Linked DNA regions of Homo sapiens: region 2 is linked to region 1. Evidence: chromatin loops called from intact Hi-C (ENCODE). Cell type or tissue: Calu3. All regions are shown on one strand. Region 1 overlaps ASCC1 (activating signal cointegrator 1 complex subunit 1). Region 2 has its middle 40 kb from the start of SPOCK2.

What was found. Peaks named below come from ENCODE experiments on the same cell type or tissue, not always from the same donor. Only the 100,000 strongest peaks of a DNase experiment are listed, where the experiment ranks them.
Region 2: it touches region 1 in a loop (2.2-fold over the local background); 14 of 110 quality-filtered maps call a loop at or near these places.

What each region holds. Positions count from the first base shown.
Region 1 is chr10:72,096,921-72,099,420 of GRCh38, reverse strand. ASCC1 (activating signal cointegrator 1 complex subunit 1) reads left to right here. Exons shown (of 10, transcript NM_001198800.3): 10 at 1,971-2,500. The coding sequence ends at 2,087. Among named protein-coding and RNA genes, the nearest start is that of SPOCK2, 9.6 kb to the right of the region's middle. In Calu3, no CTCF peak of the experiment used is centred here; DNase peaks (open chromatin) are centred at 240, 860 and 1,470.
Region 2 is chr10:72,047,323-72,049,822 of GRCh38, reverse strand. No RefSeq gene overlaps it. Among named protein-coding and RNA genes, the nearest start is that of SPOCK2, 40 kb to the left of the region's middle. In Calu3, a CTCF peak has its summit at 1,128 (motif pointing right); a DNase peak (open chromatin) is centred at 1,132.

The sequences.
Region 1 (2,500 bases):
AGAATCCAGCACTCTTTCCACAGCCTGCTCTTGCCTTAGTGGATGTGAGAATTTATGTTTAGTTATCTCTCTCAATTCTTCTGTTATTGCATTGCAGTCACATCCCAGCTAACTTCATGATTGCTACATTTGCTATTTCCTTAAACCTGGAGTAGGAGAATATCCCTGGCAGATTCATGCTGTCTGTAGGCCATCTGCATAAGGTGAAGTGAAGTCATGGGTCGGTCACTTGCAGCTTCTCACTGTGGCCTCCCCACTACTTGAAAACATGGGCACAAAGAGAAGAAGGTAGCACTCACAGGCTGCCAATCCTTAAAAAGTAACTTGTTGAAAGTATTATGAGTTTCCTTTTAGTTTTCTTTTGTATTGTCTTTTATTGCTTCTTTGGTTATAGCTTTTCTGTACCTAGAAGGCTTCAGTTTGCAGAGCTATAAATCTGTCAGTCTTAGTGACGTGTCTTTCACTTCAAATTAGTGTTCAGCAAAGGGATTAGCAGATAACCATTTCAGGCTGAATTTCTTTACATAAAAGGGTGGATATGGTTTAAGCAGGCTGCCAAAGCCAGGAAGAGAAGTTAATTGTGTAAATCAATGCAGGCAGGAGCTGATCACCTTTCTGAAACACAAGACAATGCAGCATACAACCTCTAAATAGATCTTTGGGGTCAAGTTGATGTCATGTTGAAGAATCAATATTTACTGGGCTTTATAAAGTTAGCCTTTAATGAACCCTCAGGCATTTTGCTAGGCCATTAATTGCAGGAAGAGGAAAAGCAATGGTGGCCAAGGTCCATGTTTGTGGAGGTTGTATAAAAATAAGTGAAAAGACAGTCACTTGTCCATGTGCAAAGGTCCCCTCAGGCATCGTTGGGGACATGTGTCACAAGCCTTTCTTGGGGCCAGGTATGGTGGCTAATGCCTGTAATCTCCGTGCTTTGGGAGGCTGAGATGGGAGGATTGCCTGAGTTTAGGAGTTGAGGCCATGATTGCACTACTGCAATCCAAGGCACTCCAGCCTGGGCAACAAAGCGAGAGACCCTATCTCTAAAAAACAACCAAGGCTTTCTTGGGATTGTACTGACATTTTAAGAAAGAGCAATTCCTACATCCTAACAGAGGAAGGTACGCTCTTTACTCTTTGACGCTCCTTATTCAGGCACTATGGCTGCATTTTCCTGGGATGAATTCTGATGTCATTTTGGGTCCTGCCTTATAAATGTGGTAATCACAAAGTCCAGTCCCTCTTGGAGTATGTATGGTTCATCCCTCACTCTGACACACTTTTGAAAGCTTTTGTAAAGTACAGGATCATAGCAAAAAGTATTTATTTTAGGTCGCTGGCTTGAATCCAAGTCTAATAAAGGTATTTGATAAGTAATCACTTGTACTTGTTCTGTTGGCAGTAGAAGTGTCCCTTGGGTTGTTCTGTGTGTGTGTGCATGCTCTGTGTCCCTCAGTGGTTTGTCTGAATCACTTGTGAGTCAGGAGCCTTATCTTCTATTTATTTTAGTCAGCGCTCCTAACAAATGGCGTTGATTAGATATATGTTACGTCAAATTTAACCCTGGTGCAACAAAGCCGAGATCCCTGCATGGTCAGTCACTGGAAGTCAGAAGCAGCCTGGTCAGACTCTGTGAGTCAGGGTGTGGCCATGGGGCGTTTGCTATAAGTTCTTGGTCATATCTGGTCAGTAGATGAATTTCGGATTTGACTTTTCAGAACCTCTTTCTCTGGTGCATTTGTCAGGGGAGACTTTAGAATTAATCAGAGAGAAGAGCTGGCTGTTCTTTTCTCACTCCCACCCCCATCCCTCCTCTCCTGGATCATTATTCAGAGTAAACACTGAAAAGAAAAAGCATGAGAGATTTGTTGGGATTGTTGTGGTTTGGTGTTTTTACAAGATAATCTGATGTTTAATATTTTCATCTATACTTTAAATATTCATTCTGGGTTTTTATTCTTCCTTTTCAGTTGTTTGAGAACTTCTACTTTGGCTCCCTAAAGCTGAATTCAATTCACATCTCTCAGAGGTTCACCGTAGACAGCTTTGGAAACTACGCTTCCTGTGGACAAATTGACTTCTCCTGAGGTGGATCTTGGAAAGCACTAGAAACTAAACATCTTCACCAGGTGCTGAAGAAAAGTGTCTTCGTTTTAATTGCCAAGCAGGGATGTGGACATTTGGATGGTGACTTTCCTGGGTGGTTCCCCATAGATTCACCATTGCCTCTAATGGTGTCTACACCCGTCATACTACCAGCTGAGATGGTGGTGGGCATAAGGAGAATTTGTGCCTATAACCCTTAGTGTGTTCTGGTTTTTTTTCTTTTAATTTTTAAATTGTCGTAAAATACTCATAAAACATACTGTCTTCACCATTTTTAAGTGCACAGTTCAGTAACGTTAACTGTTAATACATTCATAATGCTGTGTGGCCGTCACCGCCGTCCATCTCCATAGGCTTCTCAGCTTGTAAAATGGAAACTGTACCCATTAAACAG
Region 2 (2,500 bases), 50 kb after region 1:
GTGGTTTAAAACAACACAAATTTATTCTTCCACAGTTCTGGCAGCCAAAAGTTCAAACTCAAGGTGTCAGTGGGGTTGGCTCCTTCTTGAAGTTCTTGGGGAGGATCTGTGCCAGGCCTGTCCCCAGCTTCTGTGTTTGCCAGCCATCCTTGCATTCCTGGACCTGCAGATGCCTCACTCTAGGCTGTCTCCATTTCCATATGGCCTTCTCCTCTGTGCCTGTCTATCTTCCTCGTCTTCCTCATTCTTCTTCTTCTCCTCTTTCTCCTTATCCTTCTTCTTGTCCTCCTTCTTCTTCTTTTTCTTTCTTCTTCTTTTTTTTTTTTTTTTTTTTGAGACAGGGTCTCATTCTGTGGCCCAGGCTGGAGTGCAGCGGTATGATCATAGCTCACTGTAACCTCAAATTCCTGGGCTCAAGTGACCCTCCTGCCTCAACCTCCTGAGCAGCTAGGACTACAGGTGTGAGCCACCAAGCCTGGTTAATTTTTAAAAATTTCTGTAGAGACTGGGTCTTGCTATGCTGCCCAAGCTCATCCCAAACTCCTGGCCTCAAGCAATCCTCCTTCCTCGGCCTCCCAAAGCATTGGGATAACAGATGTGAGCCACTGCACCCAGCTGGTATTCTCCCTCTTCCTATAGAGACATAAATTGTTGGATTTAGGGCCCACCCCAAATCCAGTATGATTTTATCTTCAGGTGATTTACTAATTACATCTGTAAAGATCTTATTTCTAAAATAAGGTCACATTCCAAGGTTCCTGGCGGACACAAATATTTGGGACTTATTATTCCGCCCACTACAGGGATTGTGTGCTGGAGAAACTGAACATAAACCACAGAGGCCAGACGGGTAACTGGAGAGTGCGGGTCTCTGCCTGTCATTGTCAGACTTGGCTTTCCAAAGAAGCCAGAAATCTGGATTTGTACGTAAAATATCTAGATTTTTAAATGCTGGTAACATATTAAGAACCTGGTCCCTATATTCATGCTTTATAGATAGCACATCTATAGGTCGCATTCAGCCTGTAGAGCAACCAGTTTGTGACCTCTAGTGGAAGCTCTAAAACTTGGCTTCTGTGAGCTCAGAAAGACAGCACGGACCTATGCACTTCTGCCAGTAGCCACCAGAGGGCGTGCTAGGCATTGCGTCAGAAAACGCCTCTGGCAACCAGGCCCAGGAGGTGGCCAGGGAAATCCAACGGAGGTTTTTCAAGTCAGGGAGTGGATGGGATCGGGGGAGGTCTGGGATTAGGCTAATGACCAAAATTCATTCTATTTAACATTTACTCTTCCATAATTGTCTCTTAATCTTTTATGACTGGTACCCCTTGTCCACTAAAGATACCTGCTCCCTTGGCAGACAAAACAAGTTCAAAAACAGCAAAAGAATACTACAGGGAAAAGAAAGGAACAGCCAACAATAACCATTTGAAGACTTTTCTTGATTATGAATCAATCAATTAACTTAAGAAAATTGACACATGGCTGGGTGCGGTGGCTGACGCTTGTAATCCCGGCACTTTGAGGGCCGAGGTGGGCAGATCACTTGAGGTCAGGAGTTTGAGATCAGCCATGGCTAACATGGTGAAACCCCATCTCTGCTAAAAATTCAAAAATTAGCCGGGCATGGTGGCATGCGCCTGTAATCCCAGCTACTCGGGAGGCTGAGGCAGGAGAGTCGCTTGAACCTGGGAGGTGGAGGTTGCAGTGAGCTGAGATTGCACCACTGCACTCTAGCCTGGGTGACAGAGCAAGACTTCGTCTCAGAAAACAAACAGATAAACAAACAAACAAACACCCCTCATGTACCCACCCCTAGCTTCAACAATTAGCAACTCATGACAAATCTTGGTCCCTCTATGTACTTTTTGTTTCTTTGCTGGAATATTTTAAAGCAAATCCCAGGCATTGTATAACTGTATCCCAAAATACTTTAGATAGACACATTGTTTTATTTGTTCTTTTATTGTTGCTGTTGTTCTTTGTTTTCCACCAGAGAACTAACTCACAGCTAACTCTCATCCAACATGGGCGGATGAGAGCCCCTCTTAACTCGTCTCAGCCTCAGCTGTCTTAGGGGTGGGAGCAAACACCTTTTCCATAATTTCCATCTGTAGGTCCACTTTTCTGTTTTCCACCTTTTAAGAAATTTTTTAATGGAGATGGAGGTCTCACTATGTTGCCCAGGTTGATCTTGAACTTGTGGGCTCAAGTGATCCTCCTGCCTCAGCCTCCTAAAGTGCTGGGATAACACGTGTGAGTCACAGTGCTCGGCCTCTACTCATTTTTCAAAAATCAGATAGTATGGGTAAAACTCAGTGGTGTATTTTATTTTATTTTATTATTTTTGTTTATTTATTTTTTGAGATGGAGTCTCACTCTGTCACCCAGGCTGGAGTGCAGTGATGTGATCTCGGCTCACTGCAACCTCCACCTCCCATGTTCAAATGATCCTCTGCCTCAGCCTCCCGAGTAGCTGGGATTACAGGTGTGTGCCACC